Linked DNA regions of Homo sapiens: region 2 is linked to region 1. A link is a loop called in an ENCODE intact Hi-C map of the cell type or tissue named here. Cell type or tissue: gastrocnemius medialis. All regions are shown on one strand. Links, peaks and the distances in the headings refer to the core of each region. The heading gives the core; the rest is flanking DNA. Region 1 overlaps UGP2 (UDP-glucose pyrophosphorylase 2). Region 2 overlaps MDH1 (malate dehydrogenase 1).

The links. Peaks named below come from ENCODE experiments on the same cell type or tissue, not always from the same donor. Only the 100,000 strongest peaks of a DNase experiment are listed, where the experiment ranks them.
Region 2: it touches region 1 in a loop (15-fold over the local background); 13 of 110 quality-filtered maps call a loop at or near these places.

The regions. Positions count from the first base shown.
Region 1 is chr2:63,886,482-63,892,295 of GRCh38, forward strand. It overlaps UGP2 (UDP-glucose pyrophosphorylase 2), which reads left to right. Exons shown (of 10, transcript NM_006759.4): 7 at 1-57; 8 at 921-1,163; 9 at 3,600-3,704; 10 at 4,639-5,079. The coding sequence ends at 4,746. It overlaps VPS54 (VPS54 subunit of GARP complex), which reads right to left. Exons shown (of 23, transcript NM_016516.3): 23 at 5,669-5,814. Among named protein-coding and RNA genes, the nearest start is that of UGP2, 47 kb to the left of the region's middle. RefSeq lists a silencer at 2,334-2,628. In gastrocnemius medialis, for the core only: a CTCF peak has its summit at 2,517 (motif pointing left); DNase peaks (open chromatin) are centred at 1,710, 2,100 and 2,500; H3K27ac peaks cover 5,000 bases.
Region 2 is chr2:63,589,579-63,598,752 of GRCh38, forward strand. MDH1 (malate dehydrogenase 1) reads left to right here. Exons shown (of 9, transcript NM_005917.4): 2 at 4,910-5,008; 3 at 5,845-5,941; 4 at 7,821-7,996. It also overlaps a transcript of WDPCP not described here. Among named protein-coding and RNA genes, the nearest start is that of MDH1, 5.2 kb to the left of the region's middle. In gastrocnemius medialis, for the core only: no CTCF peak of the experiment used is centred there; no DNase peak of the experiment used is centred there; H3K27ac peaks cover 4,657 bases.

The DNA.
Region 1 (5,814 bases), core at 1-5,000:
GTTAAAAGACTGCAGGAGCAAAATGCCATTGACATGGAAATCATTGTGAATGCAAAGGTAAGCCAAGGTTGTGGCCCATTGAGCTTCCTGGTTCCTAAGGTCATAGTAGGCTACACACAGACCCCATCGCCCACTCCCTCTGTCCCATCTATTCCATTGGTCACTCCCTTTTGCCTTTTCAGACTCTAGTTCCTAGCCCTGTCTTCCAGAATCTGCTGTCACCCCTCTAGTGTGCCAAGTTATGGTGCCCTATATTTGACCCTGGGTTGTGGTAGTGGCAAAAACACTGGGCTTCAAAAGTAGAGAACCTACTTCAGTCTTAGTTGTTGCTCTGACACTCATAGGTCATTTGGCCATCGGTACTTTGCATGAGTTTTCTGAACCTATGGTTTATCATGAAATGATATTACTGAACAGAAGAGTTTTAAGACTGAAAAAAGATTACATGTTTAAGAGTTTGGCATATGATAGGTGCTTGATAAATGTCAGTTCTCAAAATTATTTTTCTGGCCAGGCTCAGTGGCTTATACCTGTAATCCCAGCATTTTGGGAGGCCGAGGCCGGCAGATCACTTGAGGCCAGGACCAACCTGGCCAACATAGTGAAACCCCATCTCTACTAAAAATACAAAAAACTAGCTGGGTAGGTGGCACATGCCTATAATTCCAGCTACTCGGGAAGCTGAGGCATAAGAATTGCTTGAACCCAGGAGGGCAGAGGCTACAGTGAGCCGAGATTGCGCCACTGCACTCCAGCCTGGGTGACAGATCAAGACTCCTTCTCAAAAAAAAAAAAAAATTTTTTTTTTTCCATCAATGGATCTCTGAAATCACTTCCCAAATATTAACTAACCTACATGGAACTAAGTTGTAGGTGCCTAAAACCTCTGTTTTCTATTCCCCACCCCTAATTTCTTACAGACTTTGGATGGAGGCCTGAATGTCATTCAATTAGAAACTGCAGTAGGGGCTGCCATCAAAAGTTTTGAGAATTCTCTAGGTATTAATGTGCCAAGGAGCCGTTTTCTGCCTGTCAAAACCACATCAGATCTCTTGCTGGTGATGTCAAACCTCTATAGTCTTAATGCAGGATCTCTGACAATGAGTGAAAAGCGGGAATTTCCTACAGTGCCCTTGGTTAAATTAGGCAGTTCTTTTACGAAGGTACGTAACTATAAAGATATGTGAGTTCATATTTCTTAAATGTGTAATTATAAAGATATGATATACATGTGAATTGGAGACTAATTACAGTCTCTACCACTGACCTGTTGTATTCCTCTGTCTTTGATACCTTTTAAAGGGAATTGACCATAGAAGATAAATATTTTACTTCACATTTGAAACATGATTGCCATATGGAGAGTAGAAAATAATCTTTAAATTTTGGGGCATTTTATCTTCTGTCTCTTCCAAGACCAGTACTGCTTTCATCAGTGGGAAAAGGTTAATTCTGGCTTAACAAATACTTATTGAATGCCTATCATGTACTGGGCAGTGTTCTAGGTTCTAGGGATTTAGCAGTAAACAAAACAGACTAAATCTTTGTCTTCACGGAATTGACATTCTAGTGGGGAAAGGATGATAAGTAAGTAAATGTATGATATACCAAGTGGTGGAAAATGCTATGGAGAAACAAAGCAAGGGTGGAGAATAGGGAATGCCTGGGGAGGTGGCGGGGTGGTGTTGATGGTGTAATTTTACATTGAGTGGCCACAGGCAGCCTCATTGAGTTGATTGAGTCTGACAAATCGGTATCTAGTGCAAAAAGTGTTCTAGACAGGTGGAATAGCAAGTACAGTACATCCTCAGTGTCATCAGTATGTTCTTGGAAACTGCCACAGTAAGCAGAACAATGTGTAACACATTTTGCCATAGGCTAATTGATATAAACAAGAGTTCAGTTCCTACAGTTTATTTCTGGTCACAAAAATATCACCAAATTTTAAAAACAAAACACTTCTAATATTAAACTCTGAAATAAATGTGAGCTGTACATACATTGATTAATAAAAACAAGATAATTCTTGACTCACTTATTCCAGTTCAGGTTCACTGGTGACCAGAGCTTATCCCGGCAGCTCAGGGCACAAGGCAGGAGCCAACCCTGCACAGGCCGCCATCCCATCTCAGGGCACACTCACACATATCCACACTCATACTGGGACCATGTAGACACACCAGTTCACCTAACATGCACATCTTTGGGATGTGGGAAGAAACCAGAATAGTTGGAGAAAACCCACACAGATGTGGGGAGAACGTGCAAACTCCACACAGACAGTAGCCCTGGCTGGCAATCCTTTTTTTCCCCTCATCAGCGTTATAACAAAGTAACATTGAACAAAACAGCACTATCTGTGGACCTGCTGTAAAACTCCAACCTAGCCTGATAAGTGAAATCCAAAAAATTTAATCAATGAAATGTGACACTGTGAGCCTTTGTGGTTGGCCTATGGGGTCCTGCTCTGCCATCCAAGTCTGTTTTAGTCCACAGCAGGTGTGGTTTGGTGCCACCTGCTGTGGATGTGTAGAATGCAGATGGGGAATTAGAAACTATGAATGCATGTGTCCTCAGAGTCAAATGAAGAAAATATTTCAAGTGGGATTGATCATGTGTCAAATGCTGCTGCTGATTCAAGTAAGATGAGAATTAGATTTATCAGTATGGAGGTTTGGGAGCCTCACAGGCATGGATTTAAAAGAGAATGAAAAACGAGGAATTGGAGATATGAATATCGAAAACTCAAGAGTTTTGCCTTAAAGAGAAACAGAGAAATGGGGCTATAGGTAGAAAGGAATATAGGATTTGAGTTTTTGTTTTTTTTTAATGGGAGGATGTTTATACATTAATGGGAATGCAGTCAGGAGGGAAAAAAGACTGAAGAGGGAGAGTTGCTGAAACAACACTTGATAGGCCATAAGAAGGGATCTGATGAACAAATGGAGAGGCTGGCTTTAAGTAGGAATAGAAGCAGTCCAATTCCAGTACTAGGAAGGCAGAGTAATGGGCAATGGGGGCAAAGTAGTGGTGGTGGTGGATGGAAACAAGTGGAAGTTTTCTAATTGCTCCCATTTTCCCAGCAAAATAGGAAACGGGGTCACATAGGACAATCTCTAGTGCTTGTAAATCTAAGGAAATAAAAAGACAAAGATGGTGATAACATAATAATTTGTGCTGTTGCTCTTCCTAAAATGTGCTCTAATTTTTCAGAATCCGACCTATCCACTAAAGTCCAGCTCCAGTCTAGCCTGCTTCAAAGCATGATCTCTTTTTTTCAGTTAAATTCAGATTGTGTGAACTATTCATCTGGCTCTTGGCATGTTGATTATCTTTAAAAAAAAAAAGAAAAAAAACCCTTAGATCTGCTCAACTATCTTGTAAATTGCTTGGTGTAAAAACAATGTTTGTAGCTCCTGGTCTTTCCTGCACGGCATTTAGCATATAATGAGTGCTTAATAAGTAGGTGCTTCCCACAGAGGACCTGAGCTTTGCCAAAAAAGGTTTCTACAGTTCAGTTAAACTTTCTTGTTAATATTTTTCCTGTCTTTCTTTGAACCCATTTGAGACAAATTTTTATGTTTCTCCTTTTCTGTAAGGTTCAAGATTATCTAAGAAGATTTGAAAGTATACCAGATATGCTTGAATTGGATCACCTCACAGTTTCAGGAGATGTGACATTTGGAAAAAATGTTTCATTAAAGGTATGTTGTTACAATGAAAATTATATTTCTTACAGCTTACAATATAGGTCTCATTTTCTAGTCATAAATTTACATTTACTTTAAGGAATACTTGTTAGTCTTAGTGCCACCTTAATTACTAGTGTAATTATTTTACTGAAATGAGAATCTTTAAAATAGGATCACTATTAGCATTAGCTTACTAAAGATGATTGAGTAAAAGCAGAAAAAAAATGACAATTTGTACTGAATATAACCTATTAAAGGAATGTTATCACTGTAAGAATATTCATTTACATTATTGTAGTACTCAGGTACTCTTCAGTGTCATTCCAGCCTCACGTAAGAAATAGGAGGGAAACGGGGGTATAAAAGTATTAAAGCTCACCAAAGATACAATAGCTTTTTCCAAATCATGTAATTTTTTAAAAAATCTCCTAACTAGATTTCATATACTCCTCCCATTAAAGCTACTTACTTAAATGAAGATCTTGAAAAAACAAATACATATATTGAATTTTATTGCTGAGACTGCCTAAAGACTTAAGACATGAAAAATCTTATCAGTAAACTGTTATAAAAACAACAACAAAAGCCCTATATGTAAATGTAAACCAAGCACCTTTTAATTTCTCTATGAAGGTTAGATAATGCTGGTGGCCTTGCAAGTAGGCCTCCAAAAGGGGCTGGCCATGCTGTGGCACCGGGTCCACTTCCCGCTCTTAGTTCTACCTCTAACAAGGAGACAGAGAATCTAGAACTACTGCCAGGATTGTTACAGAAGGACACATTACAATTTTCCTTAACTGTTATTTGTTTTTCATGTTTAATATTGTTTATAAAAAAAGTTACTTCACTGTAAAAAAAAAAAAGTTGTACATAAACTTGATCACTGTAAGATAATCAAATTGCATTTCAGTTGCAAGTACACTCTTTTGTTTTCCCTGTCACTTAGGGAACGGTTATCATCATTGCAAATCATGGTGACAGAATTGATATCCCACCTGGAGCAGTATTAGAGAACAAGATTGTGTCTGGAAACCTTCGCATCTTGGACCACTGAAATGAAAAATACTGTGGACACTTAAATAATGGGCTAGTTTCTTACAATGAAATGTTCTCTAGGATTCTAAAATAGGCAGGTACTTTACTATGTTACTGTACCCTGCAGTGTTGATTTTTAAAATAGAGTTTTCTGCAGTATGCTTTTAGTCTAAGAAAAGCACAGATGGAGCAATACTTTCCTTCTTTGAAGAGAATCCCAAAAGTTAGTTCATCTTAAAGTGCAATATTGTTTAATCTTAAAACTGGGCAACTTTGGAAGAACTTTTAACAGAAGCCTCAATGATGATCACTTTGAATTGCTTGTGATTTCAAAAATAAAGCAGTGAAGCAATACTTGTGTACACTGGTACTTTATAATGCTAACTATAAACTGGTTTATTGTTGTTAGACAGTTACTATATTAGTTGGAAGATTTGCCCTTTAAGTACACACTGGCTAGTTACCTAGCCAGTGTGTACTTAATGAGTCCAGTTTTTGGCATTTCTAAGAATCTTAATCATACCATTATTTCCACAGGAATTAAACTGAAGGTATTTTCTTTAGTACCTACCTTTCATCTAGTTCTAAAACTGGGATGCCTGCCATGCTTTCCACAAACTCTCCATTTATTGAAACAAAGTGGCATTTATTTTCCCAGCTGACGGGGGTGGGCAAAGGGAAGGCATTTCTTCACATCCTTGTACTCTTCTATAGTGAGGTAGGGGGTATAGCTTCATAAAAAGTTCCCTTTCCCTGAAGCTTCATTTCCTGAAGCTTGTTTATTATCACTGAAAAAATGATCATTAATAATCTTTCCATTCAGGTCTGCTGGTAGTTCAATTTATGCCTTTTCTTTAAATTCATCCATACTTGTTTTGAGTAGGCTGCTTGTTTAAAGTTCACAATATACCACTTAAAAAAAAGTTGCCTTTTAAAGTCTGTTAATTTTTTACAGCTTTATTTTAGACAGATAGTTTAAGAACCAAAGACATACCTCTGTAATGATAAAGGAAAGAAAACAAGCTTTCCTTTTAAGAAACCAAAGAGCACAAAATAAGACTGTTTCATTATACATAATCACCACAGG
Region 2 (9,174 bases), core at 2,434-7,433, 290 kb before region 1:
TGGAACCCGTTCATTGACCTTTTTTGTAATGCCAGGATATATTGAAGTGACAGCATCACTAACTAAATAACTACTGCAAATATTCTTTATTGAACTGTATATTGTGAATTCCAGAAGCACCTCTCTTAAATGTAACAGAGTAACCATTTTGTCATGGAAGACCTGGGTAACCTGCATCTCCATCGCTTGTCTCTGCTGAAAGAGAGGGGGAGGGGGAGAGTTGGTGAAGGAACTCTGGCGTAGGAATAATCTGCGTACTGCTTGAAGGTGACATTTGTCATCAAACTCAGAGAAATCGCTTCATACTATCAATACAATGGCTTGTATTTATAGTTGCGACTGTTTTTCCTACTTTATCTGCAAAATACTAAAACGGCTGGAGAATGTGGAGAAATGTTTGAATGAATTGGAAATTTCCCAGAACCTGAAAAGACACGTTTTCAAGGCAAGGGCATTACTCTCTCTGCCTGTCTAACGGGGCCAGTGGAGACAGCTACTAATTTCCAGTAGGTGTTAAACCTAGGTTTCCTAAATGTTTTGTCACATAATTAGTCATTTAAATTATGGTTTCGGTAGTTTCTGTCCTAATAACCTTAGCTAGAAAGCAGAGGTACTTATTATCTGATAACCTTGGACTTTTTGCTTTTAGAACTGAATGGGATCTTTTAAAGGTCATCTTGACGAATCTCCCCACTTCAGATCTTAAAATGGAGTTTATCGAGACCCAAAGAGAATGTGATTTGCTCCAAGAGTCTCACACTCTTGCCATTTTTCTATATTGTGTCTTACACTTACCAAGTCTTTCTGAATTTTTATTTTTATAGGGACCACCGCAGTGAGGTCTCGCAGCGGGGGAGAGACAGTGTACTCAACTCCCTGAAAACTTATTTTTACTAGCTGAGATTCCGGATGAAGTTACCAGTTCATACTGCATATACAAACTCAAATATGTTATCAGCATGTAGATTACTTGATAGCTTTATTCCTTGCCATTCAAAATACTGGAATTGTAGAATTAAAAGGGAATTTGGAGATTATATTATCTACTCTTATAATGTAGTCTGGTGAGGTCAGATAATTTTCCCAAGGTCACAGAGATTTTGGGCCCCAGATTCTTAGCTAGTTTCCCTAGCAAGGCCCCACCGTTGGAAGGTCACTGGGGTGCCAGATAACACAGAGACAGAACATGAGGAAGAATTTGTCTGGCAGTTTGCTGGAACTGACAGCAAACTCACACATGACTCAATTTCCCTGCCCCCTCAGGAGGGTGTGTGAATGGACAGAGTTAGAAAAGAGCCTTCTTCTGTAAGCTCATTCAAAGCGGAGGATTCTTTGCTTGTTGTCTGTAGGGAGTGACAGCAAAATAAACTGTATGAAGGAATCTAAATGGTACTGCTTAGTTTTTTGTGTTATAGAAATACATGTAATTTAGAAATATATATAAATTTGAAAGTGAAAAAGAAATATGTGGCTCTGTCTGTGGAATAACAGACACTTAAATTCAATCTTTATAGCTGAGAAGTTAGCACAGAGCCTGCATCTGCAGGAAAGTCATTGGTGCCCTGCTAAGAGCAAAGACGTTCCTTTTTTGGACCTTGGCACACTGCCCAGATATCTGAGCAAAGAATAGTAACCTATGTTCACACTATAACATTGTGAAAGTCAGCAGGACTCTCCCACCCTCCTGCTTTTCAACTGCAATGTTGCAGAAGAGCAGAAAGAACCATACATGGACTTTTCTTTCTCTGTTTCATCTTCAGACATTCAAACACTAAGCCTCATACTACCATTAATAAGATGGAATTACCTACCTGGGAAAGTAATTTCCCCAAAGACACAGAAGAAAACTGCTGAGGTGGAATTAACTGTTCATTAGGTGGCCACAACCCCTTCACTAAGGACTGTGATACTGTGAACATGTTTTTAAGTAGCTACTAAAATTGACTGCATTATTCTAACCATATAGGTGACCTTATGGGAAGTTAAACTTAATAGATAGTGATCTTCACTCTCTTCAGCCCCCCTTTTCTTATCCTAGTTTGCTGTTCATTGAAGTAGTATCTGTTCATACTTTATACCCTAACCTTCCTTCATTCAACAAATACTTTTTGTGGAAATGCAAATCCATATCAAAGACAGACTGTTCTCAAGAGCGCTTCATGGCCTAATACAGAGCAACAGAAATGTAAATAGAAAACCACAGGCTATTAAAGTCTTTAGAGGAAAATTCTGTGATGATATTTATAAATACTCACTACGTACTGTTCTTAGTGCTTTGTGTGTTAACTCTTTTAATCCTTAAAACTACTCTGTTTGTTAGGTAATTGCTATTATTATCTCCATTTTACTATGGGGAAATAATACAGAAAGGTTAAGTAACTTGTCCTAGAGCATGCAGTTAATGAGTTGTGGAGCCAGGACTTGAACACAGAAAGTCTGGCTCCAGAGTCCATCTCTTTAATTACTACTCTCTACTGCTTCTCTAGCCCCCTGTTTTAGAAAATTGGTGTATCCTTTTTGTTTCCTTCACGTGATTCACCAATGGATTCCCTGGCCTAAAATAGTACCAAGTACATGATAGGAACTTAATGATGTTTTGTTTAATGAATGAATTAAATGAGAAAACAGTTCATCAGTGGATTTATAAGGTAATATCATTAGTACTAATGACAATTTTGTTAGCTATAGTTGGAACTATTGTGGTCACTAAGTTTCCAGTTTTCTCAATACATAATATATATGAATAAAATACCTTTTGTTTTCATAGTATATATGAAAAAGTTTTTGTTTGAGACAGGATCTCACTCTGTCACCAAGGCTGAAGTGCACTCACACAGTAATGGCTCACTGTAGCCTTAACTTCCAAGGCTCAAGTGATTCTCCTACCTCAGCCTCCTGAGTGGCTGGAACTACAGCATCTGCCACCACACCCAGCTAAATTGTTTTTTTAAGAGACAGGGTTTCACTATGTAGCCCAGGCTGGTCTCGAACTCCTGGGCTCAAGTGATCCACCCGCCTTGTCCCCCCGCGCAATGCGCTGGGATTGTAGGTGTGAGCCACTGCACTCAGCCTGAAATAGCTTAAATAAATAAAATATCTTAAAAAATTTTTTAAAGCACGTTACATATGTTTTCAAACAGTTCTTATACATTTCCATCTTTTTGATAGTTTTACAGGACCCAGCTATTCCTTCAAGCAAATACCAGAGTTCCAACTACAGGACAGGTGTTGTTCTAGGCAATTGAGATACAGCAGTAAATAAAATAGACAAAGTTCCTGTCCTTAAGGATCTCGTATTCTAAAGGGAAAGGGAGTAATAATTTCTTCCTGTATTCCCTTTTCCTCACCTACTCTACTTCAAGGAAAGAAGGGAAAATGACAGAATGAAAAACGTGTAGGCCATTAAAGATTTTTCTATAAATAGTAATAAATTAGAAAAAAAAAATTGTGTAGTATGTAGTTGGCTATGATCAAATTCATTTCTCTACACCAGTTGACACTTTTTGTTTTTTTTGTTTGTTGTTTTTTGTTTTTTTTTTGAGAAGGAGTTTCGCTCTTGTTGCCCAGGCTGGAATACAATGGCACGATCTCCACTCACTCAACCTCTGCCTCCCGGGTTCAAGTGATTCACCTGCCTCAGCCTTCCAAATAGCTGGGAGATGCCTGCCACCACACCCAGCTAATTCTGTATTTTTAGTAGAGACGGGGTTTCTCCATATTGGTCAGGCTGGTCTCAAACTCCCAACCTCAGGTGATCCGCCTGCCTCAGCCTCCCAAAGTGCTGAGATTACAGGCATGAGCCACCATCCCTGGCCTGACACTTCTTTTTTGAAATTTTTTTTTTTCTTTGACTTCTATGAGTGAGTACCAAATTGCTGAGTGCTGCTAACTTTCAGAGCTTAGTGTCAGAAGCTTGAAAGAAGCCTTCGAGGCTATCCATCCTTGTTTCGTCTCAGAGACGTGACTCTCATCTGGAAGAAGGAACTTTAAGTAAAAAGAAACCAAACACTTCTGGGCTTAGTCACATCAGTGGACCATTTCTCCATGCAGGTAGGGGTAAAGGTGACAGTGGAAGTACATTTACCCAGCATTATCGGGGAAAGGAATGGTTCACCTTAACTGAATTTTTCTGTCTAACTAAACCTACCCATTACGTTTCTAAACATTATTGTTTTGTTCTTTTTAATAGATATATTTCTATCTTTTAAAATTCTGTCAGCTTAGTCTTTTTTTACTCAGAGTCATCACTTTGAATATCAGTTATCTTTGTTTCTATGTCTGTATTTTGTTCAGGAACTGTTGAAATCTCTGTTTGTATGTCTTCCCTCCTTGCTTTTAAAAATAATTTTCCCTTGGAATCAGGTTGTCAGCTGTCTGTCACTACATGTTGCTGTTGTTTCTCCCGAAATAAAAAATCTTGTTTTTCCTCCTCCAGACAAAGTTGAAGCACGATTAATTGTCTTATTTAAATGTTTTGGCTCAATGTAAATGGAAAGTTTTAGCCTCTTTCACTCTTCTTCTTGGTATGAAGATTCTATTGAGCAGATGGGAGTGGGGGCTTTGCATAATAAGGATTTGTGTGGCTCTAGTGGCTGCCAGGGTTTGGATCACCACATACTGAACACATCAACATTGTTGAGCCTATTTTAGTGGTAAAATATCCCAAAAAAGGTGGATAAGATTATGTAAGTAAATCCAGGATAACACTTTTAGCTCCCTACATGGTGAGAGTTAAATAACACCACGTAAATATGCAGCACATTCATTTTCTACTGAGCCAGATGCAAAAGGACTTTAAAATTTTACATTCACTTTTAAAGTATGTGGATTTCTTACTATAGATTAAAATCCTGGATATTTTTAAGGTACAGTAGTACTTAAAGATGTTAATGGGTCTTTTTCATTACAGTCTGAACCAATCAGAGTCCTTGTGACTGGAGCAGCTGGTCAAATTGCATATTCACTGCTGTACAGTATTGGAAATGGATCTGTCTTTGGTAAAGATCAGGTAGGAACAGGTGTCTATAAATCTTAAGTTATTAGAGTAAGAATATGGTTAATAAAAATCTGTATTTAGTTGTACACAAATTGTTAAACAGTGAAGGAATATGTAATCCCAGTAAATGTAATAGGCACATTGCTATAAATGGAAGCTACTAAGGTATTTATATGTACGCCTCCAGGCACTGAAAACACTTTGCAAATGAGAACTCTTCCATATATTGTACTCAGTTGACTTGGTGCAACCAGCAGGTGTCAGTCAATGGGAGATATCACTAATGACAGTAACTTACAGTCATGTGGGAGAGAGTTACTCAGTAAGCACTCCCTTGTTCATAAATGGCCTTTGGAACCAAAAGAGTAAGGAAATCTGCTTCCCCGCTGAAGCAGGCACTCCGACTTCCAGCAAGCCTGATTAATATACACTAAAATCCTTTTCTAAGGTATTCATTTATTCAGTTTCTTGACCCATGGATACTGAATTATTCTTTCATGTCAGATACTGTACTTAGCTTTCCATGAACTGAAATCAAATATACAGCTATTAACAATAAGAGCAAGCTATAGCATGTCACTCAGTTTAATGTTTTTTTCATATACTGTTAAAATTGAGTAGTGGTGATTCCTCTCACTGTGTCTGTTAGCAAACCAATGCTGGTTTTATAGCATCCTTCTTTCTGAAAGTGGCATAGTGCTAGATACCTGACCTCCTAAAATAATCATCATGACTAATTAATGGGAATTACATGCATGTACATACCAAATAAAAACTATGTGAAAAGACTTTCTTGTGTCTAAATGAAATAGCCTACACTAACAGATGCTGTCCTTGCTATTTGGTAGCCTATAATTCTTGTGCTGTTGGATATCACCCCCATGATGGGTGTCCTGGACGGTGTCCTAATGGAACTGCAAGACTGTGCCCTTCCCCTCCTGAAAGGTGGGTTGGGGAGTAGAGAAGGGATTTTATGGTATTTGATTTCTTACAAAATACAGGTTTTAGGTTTTTGTTAAAGGCTCTCAATTAGAAATTATTTCATAAGAGGATTTTTTTATTTTGAACTACCACTGTTTATTAACTACTTATGTATACCAAGGATAAATAAGGGTAAGAAATGAGCAACAATCAATGTCAGGTAAAGGACTATCCTTTTTTCCCCAATGTGTGTGTGTATATAATTTATTATACCAGTTAAGTGTAATATTGCACAAGGGTTATACACCTGAAATTGTCTACACACACACACATTATAGACAACGTAGGAATTGTCTACATTGTGTTGTTATGGAGTCTGCTTAACTGGTAATAGTAGCATCCTGTAATGGAAAACTTTCTCAGTTTTGAAGGATGTCCTTCATAGCTATACATTGCTCTGGAAGTTGGTTGGTTCCTCTTACACGGTCCCCATCCCATCTACCAATCATCAGGTTGAGACATAGTGTAAATTGTCCTTACCATATGCTCTATAGTTTGAAAAAACCCAGAAGAGCTCAGCTAAGGGCCTTTGCAAATCATTGAACTATAACACAGATATAATAAGGAAGCCTTAAATTTGATCGAAAAGTTTATTAAAATATTCTAAATTAATTTAAATATTTTTCTTCAGCTATTTCTTCATCATAGTCTTTCTTTTGGTAAGGATTAATTAATGATACTCTCCTAGAAGTTTGCACAAAGCAAAATAATACATACCTTCCAAGAAAAACTTTCCTTAAAATTCTTCATCTGTTGAATAAACATTTGCTAGAAGGGATACTCTGCCATCTAAGTCTTTTGGTTGCAAAGTTCTGTGGAAGAATACATGACTGCCCACACTATTCTGTTGGTTCCCTTTTCTCACCCACAGCTCTTTCCAAATCAGCTTTGCTGCTTTTTCCCATTTGTATTCCTTTCTCTGCTGAGTTCCCTGTGCTTTTTCTCTAAAGGGCCCAGATTGCTGTTGGTTTGTCCTCTGCCAGATATGAATATGACAGGGAAGGGAAAGTTCAGCAAATAAGGACATGTGACTGGGAAAGAGGAAGATAATTTTTTTTTCTCCAACTGGTGTTCCTGTCTATGCCCATTTTCAGACTTATGGCAGCCTTGACTATGATGCAACTAGCCAATTTTCCAGTGAAAATGCTGAATGTTGGTCATAGCTTTTTTAATACAATCAACAAAGAAGTGCGATGACTTATGTTCTTTAGTCAAAAAGCAAGTGATGTTTGCTTATTGTACTAGCACTGGAGCATAGTGGTTGAACTCTGGACCAACCTAGGCTGGAATTACAGCTCCATTATCTTTTGATGGTGGCGAGTTAATCTCTTTAAACCTCAGTGTCTCCATCTATAAAATCAGAAGATTAAATTTGATAGTAATATAAATCTCTTAGCATTATCCTGGCACAAAACTCCTCAATAAACATTTATTATTTTTAAATTTGTGATTGGTGTCTTAGACCTTAAAGTAATTGTAATTTAAAGGTTAGGTGAATTAGTTGCTCTTTTGTGTTGTGTGGTAATTAGTGTGAATAACAAGTGTCACTTCAAAAGTCATCATTATACCTTGCATCATATATGATTATAAAAGATAAAAGCTATGGAGTTTTGACATTTAAGTAATTATTGAAACAGGAAAAGCAAAATAAATCTATTGACATTTCTAATGTTATGATTGTTAAATTAATATATTATCTTTCTCAGGCTCCTGAAATGTATATCAGTGTGATATGTAAACACTTGCAACAAGTGAAAGAATTAATGGGTAGATTCAATATGAAAAAGAAAACTTCAAACTTTGATGTTTAAGTAGCTCTGCGTATTTATTGCCATGTCCACAGATGTCATCGCAACAGATAAAGAAGACGTTGCCTTCAAAGACCTGGATGTGGCCATTCTTGTGGGCTCCATGCCAAGAAGGGAAGGCATGGAGAGAAAAGATTTACTGAAAGCAAATGTGAAAATCTTCAAATCCCAGGGTGCAGCCTTAGATAAATACGCCAAGAAGTCAGTTAAGGTGACCAATGCTGTATTTTATGGGATTTTTCATTATTAGCATTTGAAACTTATGCTTTTAGCATTTAAGCAAAACCAAAATTATTTGCCCTTTTTTCTAGTTCTGTACAATCATCAGTAAATACGGCTCTAGAGTTTTGCTTGATAAGCTCTCCCTTTCTGGGTTTTTTCTTACAGTATAGAAATCTATATTCAGAGTGCTCAAAAATATTTTTCCTATTAGTATAACGTGAAAATTTAGTATTAGTTCTTAAACATATAGAGAAGGCACAGGATCTTCTGGTGCATTTTTGCTGCGTGGGAATATTTATTTAGACATTTAAATTTGTGTGTGATTGTGAAAGGAGATAGCTAGCTGTAAGGTAAGTTTATTCTCAGGAATAGAAGATAGTGGTTTCTGAATGCTCAGATTTTCTTAATGCAGAGGAATTTTAATATGCTTGTCTCTTGAAGAATTGAGTCAGTATGACTTATAGTTCTCTCTTTGTGTTCAAACTATTTACTTTAGATTCTAATATGTCTTAATATTACAGTAAGCCTTTTTTATTTTTTATTAATTTTTTTAATTTTTTTGAGACGGAGTCTTGCTCTGTCACCCAGGCTGGAGTGCAGTGGTGCAATCTTGGCTCACTGCAACCTCTGCCTCCCGGGTTCAAGCGATTCTCCTGTCTCAGCCTCGTGAGTAGATGGGACTACCGTTGCACGCCACCACACCCAGCTAATTTTTGTATTTTTAGTAGAGACGGGATTTCACCATGTTGGCCAGGCTGGTCTCGAACTCCTGACCTCAGGTGATCCACCTGTCTTGGCCTCCCAAAGTGCTGGGATTACAGGTGTGAGCCACCACGCCCAGCCAAACCTTCTTTTATTAGTGAACTATCAATTAACTAGAACTTAATTGTCACCCAGCAAATAGGCTTGCCGGTTAAAGGTTTAACTGATTTCCATATACTTTCCTATCTTTCAAAAAAAGGTGAAAGAAAATTTTTTAAGATTTTTTAAGTTGCCCATTATAATGTTCTATCAATAACATTTCATAGATATCTGCATTTTTTGCTTTCTGTGCACTTCATTTTAAATAGTTAACTTATTTTCTGTCATCACAGAAAATAGTATAAATGAGTTTAATAGAAATCCACAGGTGCCAGTAAAAGATTAGAAGATTGTTCAGACTGCTAA